3 separate regions of the Homo sapiens genome follow, and regions 1 and 2 are each linked to region 3. Evidence: chromatin loops called from intact Hi-C (ENCODE). Cell type or tissue: PC-9. All regions are shown on one strand. Links, peaks and the distances in the headings refer to the core of each region. The heading gives the core; the rest is flanking DNA.

Region 1 (8,130 bases), core at 1,308-6,307, 180 kb before region 3:
CAAAAATTAGCTGGGCATGGTGGTGTATGTCTGTAATCCCAGCTACTTGGGAGGCTGAGGCAGGAGAATCGCTTGAACCTGGGAGATGGAGGTTGCAGTGAGCCAAGATCGTGCCACTGCAGTCCAGCCTGGGCAACAAGACCAAAACTCTGTCTCAAAAAAAAAAAAAATACATATATATATATATATATATATATATATATATATATATATATATATATATATATATGATGGTTCCACTGTCCCCCCTATTCTCCCAGGCCTCTATGTAGTCAGTCCCTTCCCCCACCCTCAGCCCATGGTAACCACTTATCTGTTTTTTGCTGGCATCATTTTGTATTTTCTGGAGTGTTACATAGAGGGATCATACCATATGCAGTCTTCGAGTCTGGCTTCTTTCACTTAGCGCAGTGGATTTGCAGTTCAACAGTGTGGCCGCTGTCAGTGCCAAGTAGTATTCCATTGTATGGATGTACCACAGCATGGAGGGATTTTTAAGGCTGGTCAGGCAGTGCTTATGTCACAGGTCCAACATCCAGTCCCCTGGGCCATTTAAAGCCAAGCACAGCCCCACACCTAACCCTCGTCTGAACGATCTTGTACAGCCACTCTGCAGTTTCACATCCTGAATGTGAGCAGTCTTTTTTTAAAGAAGGAGGTTTTGGGCCAGGTGCAGTGGTTCATGCCTGTAATCCCAGTACTTTGGGAGGCTGAGGCGGGTGGATCGCTTGAGCCCAGGAGTTTGAGACTGGCCTGGGCAACATAGTGAAACCCCACCTCTATAAAAAAAATACGAAAATTATTGGTGGTGGTTGCCTGTGGTCCCAGCTGCTTGGGAGGCTGAGGCAGGAGGATCACTTGAGCCTGGGAGTTTGAGACCAGCTGGGGCAACATAGTGAGACCCCTGTCTATAAAAAATACAAAAATTGGGGCTGAGCGCGGTAGCTCACACTTTGGGAGGCCAAGGTGGGTGGATCAGGAGGTCAGGAGTTCAAGACCAGCCTGACCGACATGGTGAAACCCCATCTCTACTAAAAAGACAAAAATTAGCCAGGCATGGTAGCGGGAACCTGTAATCCCAGCTACTTGAGAGCCTGAGGCAGAGAATTGCTTGAACCCGGGAGGTGGAGGTTGCAGTGAGCCGAGATTGCACCGCTGCACTCCAGCCTGGGCAATAGAGCGAGACTCCATCTAAAAAAAAAAAAAAAGCCGGGCATGGTGGTGTAAGCCTGTGGTCCCAGCTACTTAGGAGGCTGAGGCAGGAGGATTGCTTGAGCCCGGGAGGTTGAGAATGAAGTGAGCTCTGATTGCACCACTGCACTCCAGCCTGGGTGACGGAGGGAGACCCTGTCTCAGGAAAAAAAAAAAAAAGAGGAGGTTTTAATGTTCGCAAAGCTGGTCAGTTTCCAATCTGGTGTCACCAGTGGAAAAAAGATGTAAGTGTTGTTGGCAAGAGAAGCTCACCCAGAGACACGCTCCATGAAGTCCCTGACCCCCGCTGGGGGTGCCTGTGATGGAGGGTAGGCTGTGGTGCCTGCGGGCGCGCACAGGTGAGATGGAAGGAATAAGGGGTTATTCCTTCTGGGTGCAGCTCTGCCTGGAGGCCAGAGCTGTCCTCCTCCCTTCGATCTCTGAATTAAAGACGCTCTTCTAGTATTTTCTTATGTTGATATATATGTGTATATATATATATGTGTGTGTGTGTTTTCTTATTGTTCTAGTTCTTATATTGTCATTTAATTCCTTTGTCCTTTAGCTTGCAAGGGAATGTGTTTTCTTATTAGATTGTAAGCTCTGGGGAGGTAAGACCAGCACTTCCACCCTCCCAGATCCTTGGTTGGGCACGTTATTGATCAGTCCACATCTGTTGCTTGGCTGATTGATTAAATGCTGTGGTGCCCGTGTTCACTGAGGGATTCCAGACCCCTGTCTAGCCCAAGGATGCCTCACAGTGGGAATGCTGGCACAGCTGTCTTGGCAATCAGTAGACCATCCTGTCAGTTCTTCAAGCCCAGAGAGGGTCCGTGACTTGCTCAGAGTCACACAGCAATCCATTAGCGAGGCCAGCCCCTTCCCTGGGCTCTGCATTTCTCTTGTAGTGAAGAGCTCCTCACAGTTTATTTGCATACTGTAAATTTGCAAAGTCAGAAGGAAAAGGGCAGGGAGCCGGGCTTCCTTGAGGCAGGTGGCTCTTTTAAAGCTGGGGCATGTTGTCGCCAATCTGAGCTTGTTTCCATGGACGCAGCCAGCCGGGCAGCCTGTTCCCGTCAACCTGAGCCCTGATGGAGCCTCGGACCTGACAGGCTGCCTGGGGAACTCACTGGGAGGAGGGCGGGTTGGGGGAGACCCAGAAGCCATGCTGGAGTCTCTCTCTGGCCTACTTTTTGCCATAGTTTGAAGGGAAAGTTAGTGAATTGCCAGGATCAACCTGCAGTTTCCCCAAAACTTGCACAGGAGTGGCTTTCATCGCTGCATGGGGAGACCTCCTTTGCGGGTCTGCTTAGCGGTAGCTGGATTGTCTCTGAGGGATACCTGGCTTTCCTAACTGTTCCTGGAGAATCTTAAAGACGAAAATGGAAGAAAGGGCTCACATCTTTGTTTTGTGCTGCAAGCAAAGTCTTGGAAAAATGAATGATGCCAATGGAATCTATTTCTTGTAATTAATTTCCTCAAGCTACTGGATCTCCTTTTCTTGCTGAGATTGTGGTTTGGCAGCTGCAGTTTGATAGCCCCATTCTGAGACTGGATCCCTCTCTTCCCTCATCTGGTAGTTTTCACGTCGGGGCATTCCTGAACTCCGTCTGCCTCGTTTCAGGCTGGGATCACAGATCAGGAGCGAAGGCTTTATGATATTAACTAGTCAACAGATACATTCTTTGAAGAATTTCTGTGTTTTTAATTACCCCACGAAAGCCTTTGGACGCACGGGTTATGAGGGGCATTTTGCATTGCTAAATTCCAGCCTTGATTGCAAACCTGAAAAGAGCAGAAACTGCTCAGAACAAGTTGTTAAAACCACAGACACAAGGGAAAGGTTTCTCTCTCTCCCTCCCCCTCTCTCTGTCCCTGTTTTTAAGTCCTTTCAGCTGGAGGTGAAACTGCAACGTTATCAAACATGCCAGTACACACTGTTTCCCAGGCCTGTTTTTGCATGAGTTGGGGTAGAAATGTACCCAGCTTCTGTTCCAGTAGGTGGAGAAAGATGCTTAAATCCTAGAAGCACTGTTCACCTACCTTTTTAGGGTACTGCAGGTTTAGCTCGAGGGTTGGAGGGCATCCAGAAAAGCATGACTAAGAGAGAAAAAGACTACTCCCAAAGCTAACAGGGTGGAGTATCATAGCCAGGACAGGAAAATTCCCAGCAGGGAAACGGCCTGTCTGTAATGCAGACACATTGGGTCATAGGTTTGCTTTCACAGAATAAGTGAAATGGAACAAAAGTCTTTTTTGAATTCTCATTCCAAGAGGCCCAGTTTCTGCAGGTGTGTCTTTTCGATCTTACCTTGTATTCAGTATTATTTCAAGCAATCTCCATTTTAGGCAGTGTCTACTCCAGACCAAAAAACCTGGCTAAGAAAGAAATTTTGTTGATTTTGAGACAGGGTCTTTCTCTGTCGCCCAGGCTGGAGTGCAGTGGTGTGGTCTCAGCTCACTGCAGCTTCAACCTCCTGGGCTTCAGCGATCCTCCCACCTCAGCCTCCCTAGCAGCTGAGACCACAGATGCCTGCCACCACACCCGGTGAATCTTTAAATTATTTGTAGAGACAGGGTTTCCCTGTGTTGCCCCAGGCTGGTCTCAAACCACTCCTGGGCTCAAGTGATCCCCCTGCGTCGACCTCCCAAAGTACTGGGATCACAGGCGTGAGCCACCGCAGGCCTCCCAGACTCTGGGTCAGAGGGCAGCTTGAGCTCCTCCACCGACTGCTCCAAGCCTTTGCCCCAGCTCTTGGTGCCTGGGGTGGTGGGAGCAGCATGGGCTTCGCTGCACACGGACCTGGGCCCAGATCTTGGTTCCATCGGCTGCTGGGAGATCAGTTCCCTTCTCTGCACCTCCATTCAGCTTGGACGGGAATCTGTCCTTCCTAGAACAGCTGTGATTAATAACTGAGACCACACCCATGTTCGTTGTGGCTTAGCGCCATGCACACAGGTACCTAGTGGATGTTAACTTTCCTCTCCATCCTGGTCAGTGCTTTTTTTTTTTTTTTTTTTTTTTTTACTTTTTCTTTTTCTGTTTTTGAGATGGAGTCTCGCTCTGTCACCCAGGCTGGAGTGCTGTGGTGCAATCTTGGCTCACTGCAACCTCCACCTCCCTGGTGCAAGAGATTCTCCTGCTTCAGCCTCCTGAGTAGCTGGGATTACAGGTGCCCGCCACCATGCCTGGCTAATTTTTGTATTTTTAGTAGAGACGGGTTTTCACCATGTTGGCCAGGTTGGTCTTGAACTCCTGAGCTCAAGTGATCCACCCGCCGTGGCCTCCCAAAGTTCTGGGATTACAGGTGTGAGCCACTGCACCCGGCCTCTGGTCAGTGCTTCTGTTGAGTTCAAGAAAAATGACCAATTCATCTAAAACCCCGAGCTGGCAGATGCTCTCCCGCGCGGCGGCGGCTGACGTCAGTGCTACTTTCAGCGTCTTTGGTGCAGTCTTGGTGTTCGCTCTCAAATGGGCTCTTTTCAGTATCACATATCATATGCAGGATGCAGAGGGGCCCGGCTTACATACCGAGAGTCAGAGGACTCATGCGGCCACAAGTAGGTTGGGAACAGTGTCCCCTAATAGGATGAGTTTTGGGCTTTAAAATTTAAAAAAAAAAAAATGGGGGCATTGATGAGTCTCGTTGGCACCTTTTGGCTTGTGGAGGCTCGTGATCTAATATTGGTCTCTGCTGTATACCCAGCACACTACCTGCCACTTAGCCATTCCATAAATATCGTTAAATAAGTGAATTAGGCCGAGTGCCATGGCTGACACTTGTAATCCCAGCACTTACAGAGGCCGAGGTGGGAGGATCGCCTTGAGCCCAGGAGTTTGAGACCAGCCTGGGCAACATAGCGAGACCGCGTCTCTATTTAAAAATTAAAAAAAAAAAAAAAAAAAGACAACTTGAGCCGCACACAGGTTCTTGCCAAAGCCTCTATTAGTGCTGTGACTCGGGAAAGAAAACTTGTTTTTTTCTTCAGTTGACTGGGCTCAGCCATCCCAGGTGTGAGTGACTCAGGCCTTGAGAGCAGGTAATGGATCCATAGGGAGCCCTGTCCCCACCCAGGGAGACTGTCCCAGCCCCTCCCGATGGCTCCTTCCAGAAAGGGGCGCAGTGGGCTGGGTTGCAGGGGGTAGTTGTGTCCAAGAGTCCTGCAGGATGGAGTGGGAAGGGGCAGGAGGGGTGTCCTGCACTGCCAGCTGTTCATCTACCCCAGTGCCATGGAAACAGAGCTCCTGCTTTTCCCCAGGAAGGCGTTGATACATTTATAGGCTAGCATTCAACATCAGCGTTGTGCTCTGGCAGTCTCAGCAGTAAGACATAAACCTACCAAGGTCTGGGGGAAGCACTGGGTGTTACCATCCTGGCTCACGCGGGAGACGCATGCTCCTCCGTGACTGTTTGTGGCCAGTGAGCCACCAGTTGACACCAGCAATCCAGCCTTCTGCCCCTCTCACTTCACAGATGAGGGAAGTGGGGATCTGCCTAAGGTCACACTTTGGTGCATTTCTCAAATCAAACCCAGGAGCCGGAATTTTTCTACTGAGCTCCTGCTAAGACACCCTGGGTCGTTTCCTCCGGGCAGTCCATGTCATCTGCTGTGGCGTGTATGTTCATGGGTGATTCTGTTTCTGTTTTTAAACCCTGTGCCTCTTGGTTGGTGCTTTTCCTCCTGGAGGATGCTGCAGACCTGCAGCGGTCACCTCGGGCCACCCAGGGAGCAGGTGGGCACACCCAGGTTGCATCTGTCGCCACACTGGTGCAGGCCGTGTTGCACATCACTGCTGCCGGGTTGACCCCACTTGGTATGAAATGAGAGGGCCTCTTTTCTGAAGCAAGGTGTTGCAATTTAGCCTGGGGATGAAGCTGCTTCTTCCAATACCCAGAGTTAACACCAAATGCCACGAGAGTGAGAAAATAAGACAGCATTGCACTTTCCCAGAAATTGTCACCCCAGGGTGCCACCCCACCTCCCAAGCCCACTCTGGGACTCCTTCCACACACAGTCACCCACTGGTTACCAAGCCTGCGGGGCAGGTGCTAGGTGCGTGCTGGGAGTCAGGGGTGGATGAGGTCTTTTGCAGACAGGGCAGAGCGACCTCAGGGCAGAGCCATGAGGGCCTGTGTGCAGCGGCTTCCACCCAGGCAGGCTCCGGCTCTGCACCTTCAGCTACAGGATACACTTGCTTTCGACACCTCCACTGTCATTTAGACACAAAGCACACCACCACCGAAACCACTCCACAGAATGTAGAGTTTCTTGCCAGGAAAATAAAATAAATTAAAAGTCACTAATACTTTTATTTAAATTGCGAGTACATTTCCTCGCTGTTGCATTTTGTAATTTATACCTGGGAGTTAATTTATTGTTATTTACAGTTGCACAAGGACTCATGGAAATGCCTTGTGTATCGAGTGTTCTCATTATGCTGGGCACGGTCCCAGGTGCCGGGGAGGCAGGTCATAGTCCTGGCCTCGTGGAGCTGATGTTCTGAACGAGAGTTGAGTACCCAGTGGGACATCCTGAGAGCCCAATGCAGGTCCTGGTCAGGGCTGTGGGGACTGTGGGGAAGACCTGGATGGCAAGAGGAGTAGGGACAAGATCTACAGGATTCTGCATGCAGGGCTGCAGGCCAAGAGGGAGGAGTTGGGGGTTCTAGTCCGCTAGGTTCAGGGAGCCAGACGTGTCTGCTGTCCCAAACCTCCTGTGCTCAGGAACGTGGTTCTGATGAGCCTGTATCACCTTCCCTTCCCTCCACCTATGGGTCTGAGTGGCAGGAAGAGTTCTAGCTGTGTCAGCCAAGGCCGGGGACACCAGAGGCACAGGGCTTGGTTTAGGAGTCAAGACAAGGCATTTGCTTATTTAAAGAATGAGTTCTATGCACTTCCAATGAGTGGTTCTGTGGTCAGGAGGGCGGCACCTGGAGAGAGGTCAAGGTAGAATTGTGGATTTGGAAGGGTGGAGGATGGAAGGCCCCAGAGGAAACCAGCAGTCAGGGACTGAGGAGGTGATGGCATTCTCTAGTGTGATGTGTGGACAGACAGAGTAGAAGAACCAAAACCAGTCTTGGAGCGACAGGTGGGTCAGACGGCAGCTTTCTCTGGACCCGGGTCAGGAAGAGAAGGGTTTCCAGCAGGAGGGAAGATTGCGCTTAGGAAGAGAAGGGTTTGCTGGGCTCGATGGCTCACGCCTGTAATCCCAGCACTTTGGCAGGCCAAGGCATGTGGATCACCTGAGGTCAGGAGTTCATTTTGAGACCAACCTGGCCAACGTGGTGAAACCCTGTCTCTACTAAAAATACAAAAATTAGCCCAGCGTGGTGGTGTGCGTCTGTAATTCCAGCTACTTGGGAGGCTGAGGCAGGAGAATCACTTGAACCTGGGAGGTGGAGGTTGCAGTGAGCCAGGATCGTGCCACTGCACTCAAGTCTGTGTGACAAGAGCGAGACTCCGTCTCAAAAAAAAAAAAAAAAAAAAAGAGAGAAGGGTTTCCAGCAGGAGGGTCAGTGGCGGTGAAGCTTGCAGCTGGCAAATGTTGGGTTGGATTTGGGGTGGGGAGTGAGGCCAGGAGCTGGTGGAGGGGGGCAGAGGAAGGAAAGATCACTCACTGCTAAGCCTTTCAGATGAGTTCCCCGTGGTCATCAGAGGTAGGCCTTGCTGTCTTAATTTTACAAAAGATGAAAGCCACAGGAGGCATAGACTTGCTCAGAGAATTCATACTCAGTTCAGCAGACTCCAGTATTGATGCTCAACCCATGCTGCTGCTGGGGAGGGCTCAGGGGACAATGTTAAGTGAGACCAAGGAGGTGGCACCCCTGAACCAGTCTCTCCGTGAGCTCGGCGGTGAGAAAACAGTGCACAGGGAGAGGAGCCACAGAAGGCCCGGGATGTGTCACCCAGGGTTTCAGCTGGGAGGGGACAAAGCCGA
Region 2 (8,130 bases), core at 1,308-6,307, 440 kb before region 3:
AGCAAGACCTCCCCGCTCCAACCATCTCTACAAAATATAGAAACATGAGTCAGGCATGGCGGAGTGCACCTGTAGTCCAAGCTGCTGGGGAGGCTGAGATGGGAGGCTCGCTTGAGCCCGTGAGTTTGAGACCAGCCTGGACAACACAGCAAGACCTCCGTCTCCAGCCATCTCTACAAAATATAGAAAAATGAACCAGGCGTGGCAGAGCACGCCTGTAGTCCCAGCTACTGGGGAGGCTGAGATGGGAGGATCACTTGAGCTCAGGAGTTTGAGACCAGCCTGGGCAACATAGCAAGACCCCTTCTCCACAAAAACAATTTTAATAATTAGCCGGGTGTGGTGGTAAGTGCCTGTGGTCCTAGCTACTTGGGAGGCTAAGGTGGGAGGATTGCTTGAGGCCAGGAGTTTGAGGCTGCAGTGAGCTGAGTTTGTACCACTGCACTTCAGCTTGGGCGACAGAGTGGGACCCTGTCTCCAAGAAAAGAGAGAGAGAAAAAGAAACAAAATAGAAATCACTGGTAACTCCATGACCCAGAGGTACTCCAATTACCATTGGCGTCCATGTGTGTGGATGGACGGTTACATATGCATAAATATCTATACACATACATATGTATATATCCCTGTAGGACAGTATGAATGAACTTTAATTTATTTAAACTATTCCCTACTATTGTTCCCACCTAAGGCGTGGGAATCCCAGGTCCCAGCTGGAGAGAGACTGTCCCAAGGCAATACCGTGGCAGCACTGAGGTCAGTGAATCACCAGCAGAAATGAAAGCCGCTGGGCGCTGGGCCGAAGGGCTCAGGAGACTCAGAAGACACTTCTGGGATCAAGGCCCAGCCCAGCTGTCTGGGGGCTGTGTGGTATCTGGGGACAAACCAAGGAAGGACAGGGCGCTGGTGGGGTCTTCCTGGCACTGTCGTGTTCAAAATGAACACAGCACCACCTGCCCCGGCCCCCATCCCACAGACCCCCTGCTCAGACTCATGACTCCAGTGGGGTGGCCCATACCACCCTACATGCAGGCTGGGGCTCTTCTCCTTCCCCACAGTGGATCCCAATCTAGCAGCCACGGTCAGCAGGACCAGGGCACGGCGGAGTGGGGCATGGAAAGGTGGGAGAAGTTGCGGGGAGGGCGCATGAGCTAGGGAAGGTCTCGAAGGCTCTCAGGGAAGGCAGAAGTTAGGCTGCTAAGGGCCTGGATGGGGCCTGATACAGAGAGAGGAGGGGACCTTCCAGGAGAGAAAAAGTGCACCAAGACCCCAACCAGAAGCAGACATCGCCTGGTCGGCGGGGAGGCCCACAAGGCCACAGTCCCTCACCACCACCCAAGGGAAGCCCCCAGGATCGGAACCACTGGCCACCCTCAGGCTCATTGGCTTGGTATGGCTCTTTATTTTATTTTATTATGATCATTTTTTAAGAGACAGGGTCTCAACCTGTCATCCAGGCTGGAGTGCAGTGGACCATGATAGCTCACTGCAGCTTCCAACTCCTGGGCTCAAGCAATCCTCCTGCCTCAGCCTCCCGAGTAACTGGGACTACAGGTGTGTGCCACCACACCTAGCTCTTTTTATTTTTCACAGAGGCAGGGGTCTTGATTGCTGCCCAGGCTGGAATGCAGTGGCGCTATCATAGCTCACTGCAGCCTCAAATTCCTGGGCTCAAACGATCCTCCCGCCTCAGCCTCCCGAGTAGCTGAGACTACGCTACAGGCATGTGCCACCACATATGGCTAATTTTTTAAATTTTCTCTAGGGATGGGGTCTCACAATGTTGCCCAGGCTGGTCTTGAACTCCCAGCCTCAACTGATCCTCCCACCTCGGCCTCCCATAGCATTGGGGTTACAGACATGAGCCCTGGCACCTAGCCAACTCTTTAAGATCAAATGCTGGCCGGGAGCAATGGCTCATGCCTGTAATCCCAACACTTTGGGAGGCCAAGGTGGGCAGATCACCTGAGGCCAGGAGTTCGAGACCAGCCTGGCCAACATGACGAAACCCCATCTCTACTAAAAATACAAAAACATTTAGCTGGGCGTGGTGGTGCACACCTATAATCCCAGCTACTCAGGAGGCTGAGGCAGGAGAATTGCTTGAACCCAGGAGGCAGAGGTTGCAGTGAGCCGAGATCATGCCATTGAACTCCGGCCTGGGCAAAGAGAGCCAAACCCCTTCTCAAAAATAAAATAAAATAAAATGCCTTTTGTACCCCCAACCATTTGAGGCGGGGAAGATACAGGGCCCTACTGAGAGGCGAAGGGAGCAGGGCCCGGGGTCACTGTGTGAACTTGGGTGAGATTCCCATGCTCAGGGGGTAAAACAGGGTTTGCGGTACCTACCTTAGGGCTAGAAGTAAGAATGAAATGCAAGAGCAAACATAAAAACCCCAGGCTGGAGGACTGAGCCCATCGGTGCCTTGGGAACCACAACAGTGGGATCATTCACACACAGACAGGCCTGGTGGAATCTTCCAGACCGGCGCCTTGTGGCGAGGAGGCAATATGTCCCACGAGGCCCACTCAGGCCCCAGGAGCCCCCCTCACTTGGGCACAGCCCAGCTACCATGCCCTCCTGGTTAGTGGGCACAAGAGTGTCGAGGGAATATGCTTTGTGGGCAGCAAAGTCCTTCTTCAAAGGGGTGTTTCCACCTGCAGGTCTGAGCAGGACATGAGGTCATGTCGGGCCCCAGGACAGCAGCCCCTGTCCTAGGCTCGGCCCTGACCCACCTTCTCTGGAAGCCGGTCCTCGAGTACCCTTAGGGCCTTTACACACTCACACGTGCAGACACACGCACATGCACACACACACGCACGCACACACACGTGGACACACATGCACACACAAACACACACATGCATACACGCACACACGGACACATGTGTGCACACACGTGCGCAGACACACGTGAACACACGCACACACTCACACACACATGCACACACAGCTGCCTCCACTCACTCAGGCCTCCACCAACCCCCTCCCCAGCTGTAGCCACCACTGCCACCCCCAAAATTAAAAAGAAATAAAAATAAAAAACTGAACGAGTTAATTTGCTAAAATGAACCAGAATGCAATAACTGATTACATTTTTCCCCAAAGGAAACTTGAGTTAATTTGGCCGGTGACTCATATGACTGGCTGCCAGTGACAACACACACCATCCCAGACACAGCTCCTCGCTGTGCCCCGTTGCCAGCCGTCCCCCTCCTGGCTTCCCTCCTGCGGGAGGCGGGGACAGAGGGGTGGAGGCAGAAGTGCCCACTGGATAAAGAGCTGTTTGAGGCCCTTCTGAAAGTGCAGGATACACACGCATGCACACAGACATATATCTGTACAGAAGTGCGTGTCTGTGCACTCACACCAGGCACGCACATGCACACACACATACACACACGCCTGCACCACAGCTGAACTCTGGCATGGGCTACTCAGTAAATCATTCAACGATAACCTCTGCATACCAATACTGGGGGAAAATCCAATTAAAGTAACTCATTACTAAGTCATTCCTATTTTCCCAGCATCTTAAAGCTCCTGGGAAGAGAAGGGAAGGACAGGCAGATTACTAATGTGACCTCTCCTAGGCTGTGGGGAAAATTCCTGGCCCGGCTCCCAGGAGTGGAGGCCCCAGATGGATTTCTCTGTCTGCTCGGGGGTGGGGGGAACACTGGGTACAGCCCCCCTCCCCATCCCTGTGCCCTGTATACGGCCATAGCTTCTCCTGAAAACAGCACACATAGCTCAAGCTAAGTCCTAGGGTCAGCAGACCCAAGAGGCCCAGCCTTGTCATTCACATGCTGTGTGACATTGCACAAAGCACTTAACCTCTCTGAGCCTTAATCTCTTCTCTAAAATATCTTCATCTGATGGTTGTTTTTTGGGTTTGTTTTGTTTGGTTTGGTTTGAGACAAGGTGTTCCTCTGTCACTCAGGCTGGAGTGCAGTGGCACGATCATAGCTCACTGCAGCCTTGACCTCCCTGGCTCAAGCAATCCTCCCGCCTCAGCCTGCTGAGCAGCTGGGACTACAGGTAAGTACCTCCATGCCTGGCTAATTTTTTTGTATTTTTAGTAGAGATGGAGTCTCACCATGCTGCCCAGGCTGCATCATCTGAATTTTTTTTTTTTTTTCCTGAGATGGAGTTTAGCTCTTGTTGCCCAGGCTGGAGTGCAATGGTGTGATCTCCGCTCACTGTAACCTCCACCTCCTGGGTTCAAGCGATTCTCCTGCCTCGGCCTCCTGAGTAGCTGGGATTACAGGCGTGCACCACCATGCCCAGCTAATTTTTTGCATTTTTAGTAGAGATGGGGCTTCGCCATGTTGGCCAGGCTGATCTCGAACTCCTGACCTCAGGTGATCCACCTGCCTTGGCCTCCCAAAGTGCTGGCATTACAGGCATCAGCCACCGCATCCAGTCCATCTGATTTTTTTAAACTAGGGGGTGGGGGAAAAGGAAAGGCACACACTTTTCCTCTTTCCCCCTTGCCACTGGGTGGGTTACAGAAGCGATGGCGGGAGCTGAAGCAGCCATATTGGACCCAAAGATAGAAGTCACCTACTGAGCAAGACAAGAAAACCCAGCAAGATACAAGGAAAACGGAAAATGGTTCCTTGAGATTGTGGAGCTGCCGTGGAAGCCCTGGATTGTTTGTCATCAGACTATTATATGCAAGAGAAACAAACTTCTATGTTGTCTTTAAAATATGTTACGTATATTTATATATCACCATCATCCCTATGCTCACACATGGTGAAATCTAAAACCATTCAGAGGCCAGGCGCGGTGGCTCACACCTGCAATCCCAGGACTTTGGGAGGCCGAGGCAGACAGATCACTTGAGGTCAGGAGCTCAAGATCAGCCTGGCCAACATGGTGAAACCACGCCTCTACTAAAAATACAAAAATTAGCCAGGTGTGGTGGTGCACACCTGTAATCCCAGCTACTCGAGAGGCTGAGGCAGGAGAATCACTTGAACCTGGGAGGTGGAGGTTGCAGAGAGCCAAGATAGTGTCACTGCACTCCAGCCTGGGCGACAGAGTGAGACTCCGTCTCAAAAAATAAAATAAAATACAAAACCATTCAGAGGAGGTCACTCGATAAAGACAAGAGATGTCCCCAGACTCCTCATCCAGGAATCCAGCGAAAGGGCACTATCCAGGGCTCCACGTTTTGGCCCAACTCGCCCAGCAATTTCTGTGCATCCTCAGGTACATCATTTTCCTCCCCATGCCTCAGTTTCCCTACCTGTCTTTTGACACTAATATCAGTCTCAATTTTTAAATGCTGACCAATGAAGGACTCAAGCCAAGGATGGGCAGGAAATCACTTTGTAAAGAACTGGGATTGGGCAAGGTGGCTCATTCTTGCAGCACTTTGGGAGGCTGAGGTGGGAGGATCACTTGAGGCTAGGAGTCTGAGACCAGCCTGGAGAACACAGAAAGACCCTTGTCTCAAAAAAAAAAAAATTAAATTAGCTAAGCATGGTGGTGAGCATCTATAGTATAGCCCAGCTACTCTGGAGGCTGAGGCAGGAGGATCGCTTGAGCCCAGGAGTTTGAGGCTGCAGTGAGCTATGCTCAAGCCACAGCACTCCAGCCTGGGTGACAGAGAAAGACTCTGTCTCAAAAAAAAAAAATATTTTAAAGAGCAAGAAGGCTGGACATCCGGGCATGGTGGCTCATGCCTGTAATCCCAGCACTTTGGAAGGCCGAGGTGGGAGGATCACTTGAGCCCAAGGAGTTCAAGACCAGCCTGGGAAACATAGGTAGAACCCCATCGCTATAAAAATTAAAATTAAAAAATTAGCTAAACATGGTGGTGCGTGCCTGTGGTCCCAGCTACTTGAGAGGCTGAGGCGAGAGGATCCCTTGAGCCCAGGAATTGGAGGCTGCAGTGAGCTGTGATCACACCACTGCAGTCCAGCCTGGCAACAGAGAGAGACCCTGTCTCAAAAATAAATAAATAGGCGGGGGGATCACAAGGTCAGGAGATCGAGACCATCTTGGCTAACACAGTGAAACCCCGTCTCTACTAAAAATACAAAAAATTAGCCGGGCGTGTTGGCGGGAGCCTGTAGTCCCAGCTACTCCGGAGGCTGAGGCAGGAGAATGGCATGAACCTGGGAGGCGGAGTTGCACTGAGCCGAGATCGCGCCACTGCACTCCAGCCTGGGCGACAGAGCGAGACTCAGTCTCAAAAATAAATAAATAAATAAATAAATAAACAAACAAATAAATAAATAAATAAAGGACAGAGAAAAGCAGGAACTGGGTCTAGGTGTCTAGGTGGGACCGATGACTGGCTGGAGCACAGAGGGCAGAGACACCCGCAGCCGCCAGGCTGGTTTCAAGCTCACCTGATCCTGTTGCTAAACCACCTGGCAGGAGAGGAAGCTGAGAAAGAGAGAAAGCTGGAGGAGAAGCTGGAGTCCCACCACCCAAGCCCTACCGCACAGCTGCAGGTCGTCAGAGCCTGCCAGAGCCCTGTGCCCGCCTCCCAGGCCAGACAATGGAGACAAATGCAATCCCAAGTGGGGCACAGGTCAGGGCTCCATGTGGCCCCAGGAATGATGACACCTGGGGACGGTTCTCAGAGTGGCCAGACGTCTGCCTAAACGCTGAACCCAAAATTCAAGCACAGAATAACTGTCCACCATGACCTTGAAGGCCAGCTCTCACAGCCCCGGGGAGCAACAGCCAGGCTTCTAGGCAGCGGGCGCCAGCGGTGCCCACCCTGAGGCACACCCAGGCCCCACCGTCCCCTTGGTGTGGGTCTGAGCTCGTGCCTTTCGGCAGGTGCACAGCCTTGGGGTCGGTCTAGCCTGGATTCGAATCCCACCTGTATCACTTACAAATGGAGGGACCTTGATCGAGGAGGGTTTATAACCTCCCAGAGGCTCAGCCCTGCCCCTACACCCAGGGGGCTGCTGAGAAGCCGAGAAGCTGAAGGAGTTCAGGGCATAGACAGCCGCGCATGCTGTAGGCTCACACATAGGAAGGGGACTTCCCCTCCCTCCCAACTGTGGCCATCTGCACCCTGACTGGCATGACAAAAGGGCAAAAAACATTGGTCAAATTTCTATGCAGCATCCTTCAGTGTCCCCAAGCCCTGTCATTTCAAGATAGAAATCGGGCCAATGTGCTTCCTCTTCTCCAGAAAACAGACTCCAAGCATGGTCAAAAAACCAAAGGTGACTGGGCACAGTGGCTCACGCCTGTAATCCCAGCACTTTGGGAGGCAGAGATGGCTGGATCACCTGAGACCAGGAATTTGAGACCAGCCTGGCCAGCATGGCAAAACCCCATCACTAACTAAAAATACAAAAATTAGCCGGGCATGGTGGCACACACCTGTAATCCCAGCTACTCGGGAAGCTGAGACAGGAGAATCGCTTGAACCCAGGAAGCAGAGGCTGCAGTGAGCCAAGATCACACCACTGCACTCTAGCCTGGGCAACAGAGTGAGACTCCATCTCAAAAAACAAACAAACAAAAAACAAAACAAAACAAAACAACAACAAAAAAACGAACAGCGAGGGAACCTTAAGGATCCAAGATTCCCACTGAGAAACCAGGTCTCTATTTCTCCTTGTTCGGTTCTGGAGCCGCACGTTCTGGACTTCTCCAGGCCCCAGACACAGCAGAAAAAAAACACGAGAATCCTCATGCACCTGGCTTTTTCATTTAATTAATTAATTAATTAATTATTTGTTTGTTTAAGACAGAGTCCCGCTGTATGGCCCAGGCTGGAGTGTAGTGGCGCAATCTTGGCTCACTGCAACCTCCGCCTCCTAGGTTCAGGTGATTCTCCTGCCTCAGCCTCCTGAATAGCTGGGATTACAGGTGCCCGTCACCACACCCACCTAATGTTTGTATTTTAATAGAGATGGAGTCTCACCATGTTGGGCAGGCTGATCTCAAACACCTGACCTTCCATCTCAGCCTCCCAAAGTGCCAGGATTACAGGGGTGAGCCAGCACTCCCGGCCACACCTGGCTTTTTCTTATTATTTATTTATCTATTTAGAAATGGGGTTCTCACTCTGTGGCCCAGGCTGGAATGCAGTGGCGCAACCACAGCTCACTATAGCCTTGACTTCCAGGGCTCAAGTCATTCTCCTG
Region 3 (8,130 bases), core at 1,909-6,908:
GAGTTGGAAGGTTCGCTTGAGCCTGGAAGTTCCAGCCTGTAGTAAGCTATGATTGCATCACTGTACTCCAGCCTGAGTGACAAAACGAGAGCCCATCTCTAAAAATAATAATAATAATTTTTAAAAGGAGGGGAGGAGGATACCAGCAGTTCAAGACACAAGTCTGCATGGCAAATGTGGGTGGGATGGATACTTTCTTTTTATTTTATTTTTTATTTTTTTGAGATAGGGTCTCTGTTAGTTATTCAGGCTGGAGTGCAGTGGTGCGATCATGGCTCACTGCAACCTCCACCTCCCGGGTTCAAGTGATTCTTCTGCCTCAGCTGCTGGAGGAGCTGGGATTACAGGCTTGTGCCACCATGCCTGGCTAATTTTTGCTTTTTGGTTTTTTTTTTTTTTGGAGACTGAGTCTCGCTCTATTGCCCAGGCTGGAGTGCAGTGGCACGATCTTGGCTCACGGCATCCTCCGCCTCCCGGGTTCAAGCGATTCTCCTGCCTCAGTCTCCCAAGTAACTGGAATTGCAGGCATCTGCCACCACACCCAGCTAATTTTTGTATTTTTAGTAGAGACGAGGTTTCACCATGTTGGCCAGGCTGGTCTCGAACTCCCAGACTCAAGTGATCTGCCCGCCTTGGCCTCCTGAAGTGCTGGGATGACAGGTGTGAGCAGCTGGGATGGATACTTTGTTTACATACTGTTCTGGACTATTTCACAATGATTTCCTGAGTGTTATCTTGTTTGCCCTTTCCTGAAGTCACTGGGGCAGCTTTTATTGTGCTCATTGCATGGATGAGGAAGCAGTCCCAGGAACACGCAGATTCAGGCCCTGGACCTGGTCCTTTAGGCTCAAATTCCAGTGCTTTTTGCTTGAGACCACGGCGGTCTTCAAAGCCCCTTTCTGGTGCCAGCTTTGTAATCAAGCAGCAAAGGTGAGGGCTAGTCAGGTGAAGGCAGGCGTTCCTGGGGGGTTCAGCCTTTCCCAGCCTCACAAGCCCCCGTTGTATTTACCATAGCAGATTGATTTTTCCCTTTTTGAACAATAATTCCTCATGAAAGACTCACAGAACTGGGGCCAGGTAGAGCCCGGTTGAGTAAACCTGAGAATCACCCAGCTGTCTTGACCATCATATTTAGACAAATATTGCATCCCCTGATTGAATTTGAAAGGGACAACTTAAGCATCCTGAAAACAGAGTCTGTCTGCTGTACCTTTAAGAATGTAAAATTTTCTATTTCCTGTCTTTTTGATGAGTCATCAGTTTCCAGTACGAGTTGCTGTAATTACCCTGGTTGGATTAATTTCCCTAAAAATAGAGAAGCAGCCACTTTTATGGTTTTCAGAGTATGGACTTGAATAAAGAACCTCCTGTCCTTTAAACCTTAGAGAGCACTAAATCAGACTTGCAGGGAAAAACCGATGGCCTTTTTTTTTTTTCTTCCTGTGTCTTATCTCCAAAAGGGGCTTGTGGATTTTGTAGAATTCTTGGGATTTTTCATCTCTGTACAAGTATTTTGCTCCACACCTAAAAATTGATGCCTGGGTGAGCCCTGAAGGATTTTCCTTGTCTTTTGTAGTAACACCAGCTGTCTTGGCCCCCTCTGAATAGTACAACCATGACCTGGTGTCTCCCCAGGTTGGGGGCTAGACAAAAACAAGGGGGTGGCTTCATAGTTCCAAGTCCAGGTAGAAATTCCTCTGAGCGCTGACGATTCTTTGCCAGTTCTGTGGCCCCCAGACATGGCTAGGAAATGTAATTGACATGTAATAGACATGTCTATTGCAAAGCATCAGTGAGAATTGCCAAACTTTACTCCTCTCCTTCATTGATGTTTAGGGAAGGGCTGCTTTACTGTGGTAGGTGTGGTGTCAGGTGCTGGAACGATAGAGTAAGGACAGGGTGGGAGGGGGCTTACAGACGTCACATGCACACACACAGGCTCACACACTCTGTACTCAAAAACACGTACACATAAATAGAGAGGCAGCCGGGCACGGTGGCTCATACCTGTAATCCCAGAACTCTGGGAGGCCGAGATGGGTGGATCACCTGAGGTCAGAAGTTCAAGACCAGACCAGCCAACATGGTGAAACCCCGTCTCTACTAAAAATACAAAAATTAGCTGGGTGTGGTGGCGCATGCCTGTAATCCCAGCTACACGGGAGGCTAAGGTAGGATAATTGCTTGAACTTAGGAGGCAGAGGTTGCAGTGAGCTGAGATCGCGCCACTACACTCCAGCCTGGGCAATAGAGTTAGACTCTGTCTCAAAAATAAAAAAAAAAGAGAGGCACTGTGCATGTGGCCATGTATATAAACATGTTTGTGAATATAAACATGCAATCAGTTTTTAAAAAATTTTTATCGGCCGGGCGCAGTGGCTCATGCCTGTAATCCCAGCACTTTGGGAGGCCGAGGCGGGCGAATCATGAGGTCAGGAGATTGAGACCATCCTGGCTAACACAGTGAAACCCCATCTCTACTAAAAATATAAAAAATGAGCCAGGCGTGGTGGCGGGTGCCTATAGTCCCAGCTACTCGGGAGGCTGAGGCAGGAGAATGGCGTGAACCCGGGAGGCAGAGCTTGCAGTGAGCCGAGATTGTGCCACTGCACTCCAGCCTGGGTGGCAGAGTGAGACTCCGTCTCAAAAAAAAAAAAAAAAAAATTATCATACAGTCTCTCAACCAGTCCTACTGCTTTTTTTTATTTATTGATTTTGAGACAGGGTCTCACTCTGTCACCCAGGCTAGAGTACAGTGATGCGATCTTGGCTCACTACAACTTCTACCTCCCGGTTTCAAACGATTTTCCCACCTCAGCCACCCAAGTAGCTGGTATCACAGGTGTGTACCACCACACCTGGCTAATTTTTGTATTTTTAGTAGAGATGGGGGTTTCACCATGTTACCTAGGCGGGTCTTGAACTCCTGAGCTCAAGTGATCCACTCATCTCGGCCTCCCAAAGTATGGGATTACAGGCATGAGCCACCGCGCCTGGCCAATAAAGCAATCATATTCATCCAGCATCCTTTGAGAGGGTAGAGAAAATCATTATTCACAGACTGTCACCTGGGTTTGGCGTGCATTCCTACAGATTTTACCTATTTAAGAGATCCTTAAAGTTTTTCTGATTCACTGTTAAGGTAAGCCTAGGGATCTTGCAGTGTATATGTGAAGGAAATGGGTAACGGACTGTTGAGTGAATACAGTGTATAGATTGTAGCACATATGGTGATCTGTGAAACGGGGGTGTCATGACACACCCCTTCCTGCATCCCAAAATTGTGGGGGTCAGGGTGGATAACGGGCATTTCTGCAGCCTGCACAGCAGTGCCGAATGCAGGCTGCAATCCAGCAATGTCACTGCTGGGTATTTATCCAAAGAAAGGAAATGGCTGTGTTGCAGGCATACCTGCACTCACACGTTTATCACAGCGCTGTTCACACAGCAGCCTAGGTGAGGAAGTGACCTATGTGCCCAGCTTCAGATGAATGGATGAAGAAAATGTGTAGATCCACAGTGGAATATGATGGAGCCTTACAAAAGGAAATCCTGCCATTTGCAACAACAACGTGGATTCATCTGGGGGATGTTACATTAAGTGAAATGAACCAGGCACAGAAAGACGAATACCACAAGATCTCACTCATGTAAAACGTTGATCACATAAAAGTTAAGAAGAATGGTGGTTACCAGGGGGTGAGGAGAGGTTGGTTAAATGATACATATTTATAGGTAGACAGGAGGAATAAGTTTGAGAGATGTATTAGACAGTGACTATAGTTAATGCCGGTATATTGTAAAATTGGTTAGTAGAAATTTTTTTTTTTTTTTTGAGACAGAGTCTCCCCTCTGTTGCCCAGGCTGGAGTGCAGTGGCATGATCTCGGCTCACTGCAACCTCCGCCTCCTGGGTTCAAGCAATTTTTATGTCTCAGCCTCCCAAGTATCTGGGAGTACAGGCACAGGGCACCACGCCCAGCTAATTTTTGTATTTTTAACAGAGACAGGGTTTCGCCATGTTGGCCAGGCTGGTCTCGATCTCCTGACCTCAGGTGATCTGCCCACCTCAGCCTTCTAAAGTGCTGGATTTACAGGCATGAGCCACCGCGTCTGGCCCCATTTTTTAAGTGTTGACTGAAAACTACCTCAAAAGACCGGCTTTATCCCACACTCTGTACACCACAGGCTTAGCACGTCGTGGCTCTCCAGGAACTCTTGAGCCTTCCCCATGATGATGAGTGGGTCAGGGTTACCGCAGAGCTGAACGGCCTCTGTAGCGTTCAGCCTGCAGCCTGCCCAATGAGGACGTTTGCGCTCTGGAAAGGTAAACTCAGGATGCTGTTGGCTCCTAAGCAGAAAGCAGGCGCCACCCAGCCTTCAAGTGCTTCAACAGTGAAGAGTTAGGACGGAGGCCCAGCCTGGAACATTCACGCCACCTTCTGCCCCCAGTAAAATTCCTTAAAGCTATGAGGTTCTGACTCACCACGGGGAGTCCCTGGCCGCCGCTGGGAGGGCCTTGGCCATGCAAATCTCAGTGACATAGCACGTCTTATTTGCTTCAGAAGTGGCAGAGGAGAAAGTGACTTGCCTCACGCTGCCCGGTTCCACCCAGGGACCTTGTGAAGAGACGCGGGAAGGCTGGCAGAAAGGAGAACCGTCCTTCCTGTGGAATACTCCCGAGATCGCACCACTCCACTCCAGCCTGGGTGACAAGAGCAAAACTCCATCTCAAAAAAAAAAAAAAAAAGGCACTGTACATGTGTCCATGTATATAAACATGTTTATGAATATACATAAATAATTTTTTAAAAAATTTTGTCATGCAGTCTCAGCCAGTCCTGCTGTTTTTATTTTATTTTATTTTATTTTATTTATTTTTTTGAGACAAGGTCTCACTCTATCACCCAGGCTGGAGTGCGGTGATATGATCTTGGCTCACTACAACCTCCGCCTCCTGGGTTCAAGCAATCTTCCCACCTCAGCCACCCAAGTAGCTGGAATTATAGGCTGTTTCCTTTTACATGACATTATTTTCCCTTTTTTATGTTTTATTTTATTTTATTTTTGAGATAGAGTCTCACTCTGTTGCCCAGGCTGGAGTACAGTGGTGCGATCTCAGCTCACTGCAACCTCTGCCTCTTGGGTTCAAGCGATTCTCCAGCCTCAGCCTCCCGAGTACCTGGGACTACAAGTGTGCACCACCATTTCCGGCTGTGTGTGTGTGTGTGTGTGTGTGTGTGTGTGTGTATTTTTTGTAGAGACGGGGTTTTATCATGTTGGCCAGGCTGGTCTTGAACTCCTGGTCTCAAGTGATCCACCCGCCTCGGCCTCCCAAAGTGCTGAGATTAGAAGTGTGAGGTACCACGCCCGGCCCGTGACATTATTTTTAAGTACAAAAGCCATACATGTTTACTATACAAAGTTTAGAAAATTCTCAAAGATTTTTTTTAAAGGAAGCAGATCATCACTCATAATCCCACAGCAAAGATGATCATTGTTAACATTTTGGCCTATTTCCATAGTCTTTTTTTCTATACAGATTGTTCCTTACAATGGCATTATGTCCCCTAAACCCATCGTAACTTGTAAATACCTTAAGTCTAAAATGTGTTTAGCACACCTAACCTAAATGTCATAGCTTAGCCTCGCCTATTTTAAGCGTGCTCAGAACACCCACGTTAATTAGTCTACAGTTAGGCAAAATCATCTAACACAGCTGTCCCCAACCTTGTTGGCAACAGGGACCAGTTTTGTGAAAGATAATTTTTCCATGGACCAGTGCAGTGGGGGGCGCGGTTCAGGATGATTCAAGCACGTTCTATTTATTGTGCACTTTATTATTATGACATTGTAATATATAATGAAATAATTCTACAACTCACCATCATGTAGAATCAGTGGGAGCCCTGAGCTTGTTTTTCTGCAACTACACAGTCCCATCTGGGGGTGATGGGAGACAGTGACAGATCATCAGGCATTAGATTCTCATAAGGAGTGTGCAGCCTAGATCCCTCGCATGCGCAGTTCACAGTAGGGTTTGCACTCCTATGAGAATCTAATGCTGCTGCTCATCTGACGGGAGGCAGAGCTCAAGCAGTCATGAGAGCAATGGGGAGCAGCTGTAAATACAGACGAAGCTTCCCTCCTGCAGCGCATCTCCTGCTGTGCGGCCCAGTTCCTAGCAGGCCACAGATGTGGCCAAGGGACTGGGGACCCCTGATCTATATAGTGCTTTCTTTTTTCTTTTTTTTCTTTTTACGAGATAGGGTCTCACCCTGTCACCCAGCCTGCAGGGCAGTTGCACTATCATAGCTCACTGCAGCCTCCAACTCCTGGGCTTGAGCGATCCTCCCACCTCAGCCTCCCGAGTAGCTAGGACTGCAGGTGTGCACCCCACACCAGGCCAGTTTTGTATTTTTTGTAGAGACAGGGTCTTGCCGTGTTGCCCAGGCTGGTTTTGAACTCCTGGGCTCAAACAATCCTCCCACCTTGGCCTCCCAAAGTGCTGAGTGGGATTATAGGCATGAGCTGCTTCGCCCAAACTCGTCTGTTTTTTACCAGTGGCATAGACTGATAACATGATTTTGATTTCTAGGGTTTGTTTTTTGTTTTTGTTTTTTTTTTTACCTGACATGTTGTAAATATTTCTTGCTTATCATTAAATATTCTTCAGAAACACAGTGCATACTGCATAACATTCCATCACGTAGGTGAGCCCTAAGACTTACCACTTATTTCCCTGCTGTTCAGGAGCCTGATTTATTACACTGCTTTCATTGCCCTTTGGGGTTTAATCTGGGGAGCTTTGTCCCTGTTCTTTCTATGCCTTCATGTTCTGCCAGTGGCTGTGGCATCTTTTTCGTGTTTTTTGTTTGTTTGTTTGTTTGTTTTGTTTTGTTTGAGACGGAGTCCTGCTCTGTCACCCAGGCTGGAGTGCCGTGGCATGATCTCGGCTCACTGCAACCTCCACCTCCCAGATTTAAGCGATTCTTCTGCCTCGGCCTCCTGAGTAGCTGGGACTACAGGTGTGTGCCACCACGCCCAGTGAATTTTTGTATTTTTAGTAGAGACAGGGTTTCGCCAGTTGGCCAAGCTGGTCTGACCTCAGGTGATCGGCCCACTTCAGCCTCCAGAAGGGCTGGGATTACAGGCGTGAGCCACCACGCCCAGCCGGCTGTGGCATCTTGAGGTAGCCTCCCAAGGCCATCATCAGACAAGAGCGTTTGGAAGCCCAGAATTCTCCAAGGGCTCATGGCAGTACTGGCACGGGGCCTCTGTTCCTAGACTGCTGCTCCATGACGTTTGTAGATGCCTCTAGTGAAAAGTCAGGGACAGTGGATGATATGCACGGCTCAGAGACCCTGACTCTGGTCCCATCTGTCCCCAGGTGTGACCCCACAAAGCCCCTCCCTCGGCCGCAGCACCGGATTGGGCCGGGTGCCAGGCAGGACGGAGGAGCTGGCCCTTTTGTCAGCCTCTTGCACTTTCTTGCCCAGTTCTACTTCCCAGAGACCTGGATCTCGGATGCTGTCCCCCAGCAGGGCCTGTTTGTGGAGTGGCCTTCAGGCAGGGCTGCATCCAGGGCACCGGGCACAGCATGAGTCACGGTGGGAAGAACCTGGGTCGCAACATCGTAAAGACCTGGGTTTAATTCCCAACTCCATGAATTATGTAACCTCAAGCAGGGCAGGAGGTTTCCTTACTCAGACCTTAGTATTTTCATAAGTGAAATAAAAGAATGCCACGCCTCACCTGTAATCCCAGCACTTTGGGAGATCAAGGCAGGTGGATCACTTGAGGCCAAGAGTTTGAGACCAGACTGGCCAACATGAGGAAACCCTGTCTCTATTAAAAATACAAAAATTTGCTGGGCGTGGTGGCATGTGTCTGTAATTCTAGCTACTCGGGAGGCTGAAGTAGAAGAATCACTTGAACTGGGGAGGTGGAGGTTGCAGTGAGCTGAGATCCCGCCACTGCACTCCAGCCTGGGCAACAGAGACTCTGTTTCAAAAAAAAAAGAGAAAAGAATGCCACATTAGTGCCTGGTACAGGACCTCTATAAAGGGTGGCTGACATTGCTGCTCCTGCTGCCTGCAAGGCACCTGGCATCACCTGGCACATTTTAAAA

Evidence for each region. A loop is a pair of places that touch in the nucleus more often than their neighbours do. Peaks named below come from ENCODE experiments on the same cell type or tissue, not always from the same donor. Only the 100,000 strongest peaks of a DNase experiment are listed, where the experiment ranks them.
Region 1: it touches region 3 in a loop (13-fold over the local background); 8 of 110 quality-filtered maps call a loop at or near these places.
Region 2: a loop joins it to region 3, with 12 times the contacts of the local background. A loop is called at or near these places in 7 of 110 quality-filtered maps.

Annotation. Positions count from the first base shown.
Region 1 is chr7:101,938,886-101,947,015 of GRCh38, forward strand. The region is part of intron 2 of CUX1 (cut like homeobox 1); the gene reads left to right. Among named protein-coding and RNA genes, the nearest start is that of CUX1, 130 kb to the left of the region's middle. RefSeq lists enhancers at 1,562-2,449, 3,338-4,225 and silencers at 2,024-2,318, 3,024-3,318. In PC-9, for the core only: no CTCF peak of the experiment used is centred there; DNase peaks (open chromatin) are centred at 3,306 and 4,106; H3K27ac peaks cover 1,867 bases.
Region 2 is chr7:101,678,103-101,686,232 of GRCh38, forward strand. No RefSeq gene overlaps it. Among named protein-coding and RNA genes, the nearest start is that of MYL10, 53 kb to the left of the region's middle. RefSeq lists enhancers at 2,348-2,863, 2,864-3,372. In PC-9, for the core only: no CTCF peak of the experiment used is centred there; a DNase peak (open chromatin) is centred at 3,189.
Region 3 is chr7:102,120,964-102,129,093 of GRCh38, forward strand. All of the region lies in intron 8 of CUX1 (cut like homeobox 1), which reads left to right. Among named protein-coding and RNA genes, the nearest start is that of SH2B2, 160 kb to the right of the region's middle. RefSeq lists a silencer at 2,551-2,777 and an enhancer at 4,258-4,810. In PC-9, for the core only: no CTCF peak of the experiment used is centred there; a DNase peak (open chromatin) is centred at 4,488.